2 separate regions of the Homo sapiens genome follow, and region 1 is linked to region 2. The links are chromatin loops, found by intact Hi-C in ENCODE. Cell type or tissue: MCF 10A. All regions are shown on one strand.

The links. Hi-C counts contacts between places; a loop is a spot of excess contacts. Peaks named below come from ENCODE experiments on the same cell type or tissue, not always from the same donor. Only the 100,000 strongest peaks of a DNase experiment are listed, where the experiment ranks them.
Region 1: a loop joins it to region 2, with 10 times the contacts of the local background. A loop is called at or near these places in 16 of 110 quality-filtered maps.

The regions. Positions count from the first base shown.
Region 1 is chr9:6,737,902-6,741,901 of GRCh38, reverse strand. It overlaps a transcript of KDM4C not described here. Among named protein-coding and RNA genes, the nearest start is that of KDM4C, 18 kb to the left of the region's middle. In MCF 10A, a CTCF peak has its summit at 2,473 (motif pointing right); no DNase peak of the experiment used is centred here.
Region 2 is chr9:6,352,186-6,356,185 of GRCh38, reverse strand. No RefSeq gene overlaps it. Among named protein-coding and RNA genes, the nearest start is that of TPD52L3, 26 kb to the right of the region's middle. In MCF 10A, a CTCF peak has its summit at 1,885 (motif pointing left); a DNase peak (open chromatin) is centred at 1,885.

The DNA of each region.
Region 1 (4,000 bases), 390 kb before region 2:
GTGTGTGTGTAACAACATTTTAAAATGCTTAACAGGCCAGGCATGATGGCTCACGTGGATAATCCCAGCACTTTGGGAGACCAAGGCAGGTGAATCCCTTGAGACCAGGAGTTCAAAATCAGCCTGGGAAACATAGTTAGACCCTGTCTCTATTATTTTTAAAAAGTAAAAAAAAAAAGTGCTGAATAAAAAGTGTCACCAAAAGACAAAAAAAAAAAAAAAAAAGAGCTGCCACCTCAAAATTCAATGAAAATATTCTTCAGGAATAAAGATGAAATAAAGACATGCTTAGATACAAGGAAACTAAGAGAATGTGTTGCAAACAAAACTCCTCTGAATAAATTGCCATAAGTTCAGATATAAGAGAAATTACATCAGAAGGAAGCTAGGAACATAAGAAATGAATGAAGAACAATAAAAAGGCTAAATACCCGAGTAAATAGCATGTACCCGGGTAAATAGAATATTCTTTTCCTCTTGAGTTTTTGTTTTTGTTTTTTGTTTTTTGAGATAGAGTCTCGCTCTGTTGCCCAGGCTGGAGTGCAGTGTCGCAATCTCTGCCCACTGCAACCTCCGCCTCCCTAGTTCAAGCGATTCTGCTGCCTCAGCCTCCTGAGTAGCTGGGACTACACGCACGCACCACCACCTTGGCTAATTTTTGTATTTTTAGTAGAGATGGGTTTTCACCATGTTGGCCAGGATGCTCCCATTCTCCTGACCTCATGATCTACTCGCCTCAGCCTCCCAAAATGCTGGGATTACAGGTGTGAGCCACTGTGCCTGGCCTGAGTTTTTAAAAATATATTTCATAGTTGAAAACAAAAATTAAGGTAGACGGATCATGAGGTCAGGAGTTTGAGACCAGCCTGGCCAACATAGTGAAACCCTATCTCTACTAAAAATACAAAAATTAGCCAGGCATGGTGGCATGCGTCTGTAGTCCCAGCTACTCAGGAGACTGAGGCAGAATCACTTGAACCTGGGAGGCAGAGTTTGTGGTGAGCCGAGATCCTCCCACTGCAATCCAACTTGGACAACAGAGTGAGACTCCGTCTCAAAAAAAAAGAAAATAATTATACTACTGGCTGGATACAGTGGCTCATGCCTGTAATCCCAGCACTTTGGGAGGCTGAGGTGGGCGAATCACTTGGGGTCAGGAGTTCGAGACCAGCCAGGCCAACATAGTGAATCCCCATCTCTACTAAAAATAGAAAAATTTGCTGGATGTGGTGGCGCGCGCCTGTAATCCCAGCTACTCCGGAGGCTGAGGCAGGAGAATCGCTTGAACCCAGGAGATGGAGGTTGCAGTGAGCCAAGATCGTGCCACTGCACTAGATCCTGGGCAACAGAGCAAGACTTCATCTCAAGGATAAATAAATAAAAATTAGGCCGGGTGAAAGGCCAGGCGCAGTGGCTCACGCCTGTAATCCCAGCACTTTGGGAGGCCGAGGTGGGCGGATCACAAGGTCAGGAGATCAAGACCATCCTGGCTAACACGGTGAAACCCCATCTCTACTAAAAATACAAAAAATTAGCCAGGTGGGGTGACGGGCGCCTGTAGTCTCAGCTGCTAGGGAGGCTGAGGCAGGAGAATGGCGTGAACCCGGGAGGCGGAGCTTGCAGTGAGACGAGATTGCATCACTGCACTCCAGCCTGGGCAACAGAGCAAGACTCTGTCTCAAAAAAACAAAACAAAACAAAACAAAAAATTAGGCTGGGTGTGGTGTCGCACACCTGTAATTCCAGCACTTTGGGAGGCCAAGGCAGGCAGATCACCTGAGGTCAAGAGATCGAGGCCATCCTGGCCAAAATGGTGAAATCCCGTCTCTACTAAAAATACAAAAATTAGCTGAGTGTGGTGGCGCGCGCCTGTAGTCCCAGCTGCTTGGGAGACTGAGGCAGGAGAATCACTTGAACCCACGAGGCAGAAGTTTCAGTGAGCCAAGATCACACCACTGCACTCCAGCCTGGCAACAGAGTGAGACTCCGTCTCAAAAATAAATAAATAAAAATAAATAATAAAAATTAATTATGAGATAGCTTTTACTTTGCTATTTATTCATTTTTATTTATTTTAGAGATGGGGGTCATGCTATGTTGCCCAGGGCAGTCTCGAACTCCTAGCAATCCTTCCTCCTTGGTCTCCCAAAGTGCTGGGATTACAATTGTGAGCCACATTCCTTCCAGCTTACTGGGCTATTTAAAGGTTTCTAATACTACCATATCCTGCTGATCAAAAGCTCTAACTTGCAAAAAAAAAAAAAAAAATCTACCCTGCATATCAATATACTCATATCTATCTATCTAGCTATCTAAAACTGTGAGTAAAACCAAATGGGTAACCACATTTAATGCTACTTTACTGGATAATGTTATTTGATGCTGAGAAGTTTTAAACCTGGTGTCCAGGAGTGAAGCCTTAGTGTAAACACATGATTGTGTCCAGTGATTTGTCATTTTACAAATCCCACACTAGATGGCAGATTTTAAACAGGATTTTCTGGGTCACAAATTAATTAGGAAAAAAATGGCTAGGCACGGTGGCTCACACCTGTGATCCCAGCACTTTGGGAGGTGCAGGGGGACAGGTCACCTGAGGACAGGAGTTCAAGACCAGCCTGGCCAACATGGTGAAACCCCATATCTACTAAAAATACAAAAATTAGCTGGGCATGGATGTGGGCGCCTGTAATCCCAGCTACTCGGGAAGCTGAGGCACAAGAATCGCTTGAACCCAGGAGGCAGAGGTTGCAGTGAGCAGAGATTTCACCACTGCACTCCAATTTAGGTGACAGAGTGAGACTCTGTCTCAAAATAATAATAATTAGGAATATCTACATATAGATCTGCAAAGGAAAAAATCCGGATGTGGAGGCTCATGCCCGTAATCCCAGCACTTTGGGAGGCTCAGGTGGGAGGCTGAGGTGGGAGAATAAATTGAGCCCAGGATTTCGAGACCAGCCAGGGCAAACATGGGGAAACCCCATCTCTACAAAAAATATAGAAATTAGCTGGGCGGCCAGGCGTGATAGCTCATGCCTGTAATCCCAGCACTTTGGTGGATCACCTGAGGTCAGGAGTTCAAGACCAGCCTGGCCATCACGGTGAAACCCTGTCTCTCAAAAAAAAAAAATGAAAAGAAAAGAAAAGAAAAATTAGTTGGGCGTGGTGGCATGCCCCTGTAATCCTAGCTACCCAAGAGGCTGAAGCAGGAGAATTGCTTGAACCAAGATCATGCCACTGCACTCCAGCCTTGGTGACAGAGCGAGACTCTGTCTTGAAATAAGTAAATGAATAAATTAGCTGGGCGTGGTGGTGCCCACCTGTGGTCCCAGCTACTCCAGGGTGCTGAGGCAGGAGGATCACCTGAGCCTTGGGAGGTCGAGACTCCAGTGACCTCTGATCTTGCCATTGCCCTCCAGCTTGGGGGACAGAGTGAGGACCTGTCGCCCAAGCTGGAGTACAGTGGCATGGTTTCTGCTAACTGCAACCTTCGCCTCCCAGGTTCAAGCGATTCTCCTGCCTCAGCCTCCCGAGTAGCTGGGATTACAGCATGTGCCACCATGCCCTTCTAATTTTGTATTTTTAGTAGAGACGGGGTTTCTCCATGTTGGTCAGGCCAGTCTCAAACTCCTGACCTCAGCTGATCCATCTGCCTCGGCCTCCCAAAGTGCTGGGATTACAGGTGTGAGCCACCAGGCCCGGCCAGCATCTGTTTTTTAGTTTAGTTTAGTTTAGTTTAGTTTAGTTTAGTTTAGTTTAGTTTTTGAGAGGGAGTTTTGGTCTTGTTGCCCAGGCTGGAGTGCAATGGTGTGATCTCCCTCACTGCAACCTCTGCCTCCCGGGTTCAAGTGATTCTCATGCCCCAGCCTCCTGAGTAGCTAGAATTACAGGCACCTGCCACCATGCCCAGCAAATTGTTGGTATTTTTAGTAGAGATGGGGTTTTGCCACGTTAGCCAGGCTCCGAACTCCTGAACTCAGGTGATCCACCTGCTTCG
Region 2 (4,000 bases):
TTCTTACATGTGAAAATGTTTGTTACTGAAGTGTCATATGAAAAAGCCTGTTTTCAAATCATGATGTAGTTTCTTTTTTTCAGAAAAACTTGCAGTGTGGAAATATTCTCATGTACTAGAAATTGATTCCATTGTTTTGCTAAGGGCCTCCCAAAAAGGATAAATATGATTTGGTGGCCTAGCTTGCATATAAACAATGAGCTAGAGCTCACTTAGTAATGGCATCTTTTCAGGGTTAACTAGACTTTCAGCTTCACTGAGAAGACTGCATGAGTCATTTTCTCTCTGTTTCACGTGCTCTTTCACACAGTTATGCTAAAGCAGCTAAAATGCAGTTTAATAATTTGAATTTAGACAAACTTAACTCTCTGAACTTCAGTAAAGTGTATTTGTATCAGATATGCTTTAGTTTTCATGATCAAAAAGCCCAAAGAAGCTAAAATTAAACTTCCTTCCGACTTTTACTCATTCCTTTACATTTCTAAGCAAGTGAGACTCAAAATCATGGCTTTGATTCTATAGGAATCAGTGAATGTGCCAGCCAGAGGCCTCAGAATTCTTTAAAACCTGACCAGAAGGAAGGGAACGTATTTCTTGATCTCCAGAATGATCAAAAGGCAATATGAAAAGCTCTCAAGCAAAAAGGATACAAAATTATTCCTTGTCTTATGAATCTAACAGGTCCAAAAGATGTCAATACATCTTCCTCCCTCATTTGAGGGTTACACAAGCAGTCCCCATGTCAGAATGGCAGAATTCCAGCGGTTCGTTTGCAGAAGTAAGTTCTGTGGGACTCAGGATGCGTTCTCCATAGTAACCACATTATGTCTGCCTGGTGGTTAGCTAGGTTTAATCCATAATCCTCTGAAGTAGAGTTCCAGAATTACAGGACTTGACCACCTCATTTTTTTTTTTTTTTTTTTGAGATGGAGTCTTGCTCTGTCACCAAGGCTGGAGTGCAGTGGCACGATCTCGGCTCACTGCAACCTCCATCTCCTGGGTTCAAGCAATTCTTCTGCCTCAGCCTCCCCAGTAGCTGAGATTACAGGTGTGTACCACCATGCCTAGCTAATTTTTGTATTTTTAGAAGAGACGGGGTTTCACCATGTTGGCCAGGCTGGTCTTGAACTCCTGACCTTGTGATCCACCCGCCTCGGCCTCCCAAACTGCTGGGATTACAGGCTTGAGCCACTGCACCTGGCCCATGAAGAGTATTTTTATAGGAAGATGTGTGGGACCAGCTAAGGATGCCAGGCATGGGGGAATCTTCCTTTCCCCAACTTCCCTCATTTCTGAGCCTCTGTAGCCTAGGGCAGAAAATTCTCCCTAGAAGATGATTGGGAGGAAGGTAATGAGATGTGGAGCTGGAGGCCTTCAGAGTTTGGGAGTTGGAGGATGCCACCTCGTGAGAAGCTGTGAGTCTTTCTTGATCAGCTTGGGCAGCTCCTGGCTTACTTCCTTTCTTTTCATCTGCTGACCCTCAACATTGATCCTCTTGCTTCTCCCTTCACTGCCACAAACAACCTCTTCCTTGAGAGAAGCATTTTTCTCTTCTCATTTTAGATCAGAATAGAGTCCCCTCTACTTGCCTGGCTTGGAAGTAAATACATGGATTTAGTCCCATACTCTATGGAGTTAAAAAATTTCCCTGACCCTTTTCTTGTATTGCAAATTATTTCTACAGGTAAGGTTTAAGCCCTCATTAATGGCAAATATTTTTCAACTTAAGGAACTGGTGTAAAATTCATCCACATTTCAGGGGGAATCCTAGATTTAGGCTTTCATAAACATTTCTTCAAGAGTTGTGGCTGATGGAGGTATGGGGGTGAAGAACATCACAATGAAGTTTGTGTAGTGCAGAATAGTGTAAAATGACCATGTGAGTAGCACCCCCTTGTGTTGAAGAAGAGGTGTGAGTGTGGGAGGTTGCTGGAAGAAGGGGTGTATTACAGATATTCTTTTTATTCCTTTTCGCTAAATCCCTTCCTGCAGGGGCAGGAGCCCGGGATGCAGGGTTGGGCTGCTCAGAGACTGCTGAGTAAAGTAATTCAAGAGACAGTACCTCGGAGTAAAAACCACAACTAAGATGCCATCAAAAGGGACCATGGAGAGAGGTGAAATTCAAGTGGCAAAGGGATGGACAGTAGGGGAAGGTTGGCCCAAGCAAGAGATTTCCAGTGGAGTCTGAAGAGACTCCTTGAGCTGTCACCTGGAAGAGCACGCTAAGGATTTTCTTTTCTAAAACTCTGAAGTTCTAGAAGGGAAGGAAACTTTTTTTTTTCTTTTAGAGATGGGGTGTCACTCTGTCACCCAGGCTGGAATGCAGTGGTGCAATCATAACCCACTGAAGCCTCGAACTTGAACTGAGGCTCAAGCAATCCTCCCACCTCAGCCTCCCTGGTAGCTGGGACCACAGGCATGTGCCACCATACCCAGCTAATTTTTGTTTTTTATAGAGACAGGGTCTTGCTATGTTGCCCAGGCTGGTTTTCAGCTCCTGGGCTTAAGCGGTTGTTCTGCCTCAGCTTCCCAAAGCACTGGAATTATAGGCATGAGCCACTATGCTCAGGCAGAAGGAAACTTTTGAAGGAGCTGAGTAGACTTGCGTATCTTTCCTTAGATCACCATCAATCCTGCCTGGGCTAAGGTCAAAAGAGTGTCAGAACAGAATACTTTAAAGCATTCTGGAGGCAACACCTGAGCAGGTGAGGTGAGCAGAGGATTAAGAGCCAGGAGGCTGGCCGGGCGTGGTGGCTCACGCCTGTAATCCCAGCACTTTGGGAGGCCGAGGTGGATGGATCACGAGGTCAGGAGATCGAGACCATCCTGGCTAACAAGGTGAAACCCCGTCTCTACTAAAAATACAAAAAATTAGCCGGGCGTGGTGGCGGGCGCCTGTAGTCCTAGCTACTCGGGAGGCTGAGGTAAGATGGCGTGAACCCGGGAGGTGGAGGTTGCAGTGAGCCGAGACCGCCACTGCACTCCAGCCTGGGTGACAGAGCGAGACTCCATCTCAAAAAAAGAAAGAAAAAAAAAAAGAGCCACGAGGCTTAACAACCAGATCTATGGCAGAATTAGTCTTTGGCTTCCTTCATGCTCTTCAGTTTTTAGCGTCTTAAGATGCCTTCTTGGTTTGGATGAATTTGCCTTTCTGACTCCAGCTACCCTGATCTTTTGTTGAAGCTGTAATTTGTCATCATGCTTACCCCATTTCTAAGCATAAGCCAGGTCCCTCTTCTTGGCTCAGCCCTGCCTCCTTCCTGTCCCATGGAGTTTGGTCTGAGGAAGACTCAGTCAATTCCTGAGCTTTCTTTCTTCTTGTCATTTATTTATTGATCACTTGCTGTGTGTCGGATACTGCACTGAATGCTGGGGATTAGGGATTCAACATATAAATTTGGGGAGGGACGTAATTTATTCCATACAGATGTGAGGGAATTAGCTATATGGATATCCGAAGGAAGAACATTTATTTTAATCACATACAAAAATAATTAGAACCTCCATTGCCTTTCAGACAAGGCCCAGGTCGATTAGTTGGTTGGAGGGTCAGGTGTTATAAATATGCCATATAATGGATAAGGAGGGTGGTGGTCTATATTCAGAATCCTTGTTCAAACCCCATTTCTGCCACTTATTAGCAGTGTGTTTTTGGGAAAGTTACTTTACCTCATAGGGAAGGAAAAATATCTTTCCTTCTACCTATTTTAGGTTCATGGCTAAGGTCCCTGTAACAACATGCAGATTAATAAGAGAAAAGCCCGCAAATTTATTTAATGTAAGTTTTACATGACTTGGAGACTTCATACAGAAATAAAAATCTGAAGAAACCATTAAACCTGAGGGTTGTGTGTGGGTTTTTTTTAATGCTAGGTTTGATGAAGAATGGGTAGTTGTGGAGAAATATGACAGGAAAAAGGGTGTGATCTAATGGTAATAAACTGGGAGAAACTTAGCAAGTCCTTGGAATCTTAACAAGTCAGATTCTTCTCTGTGACCC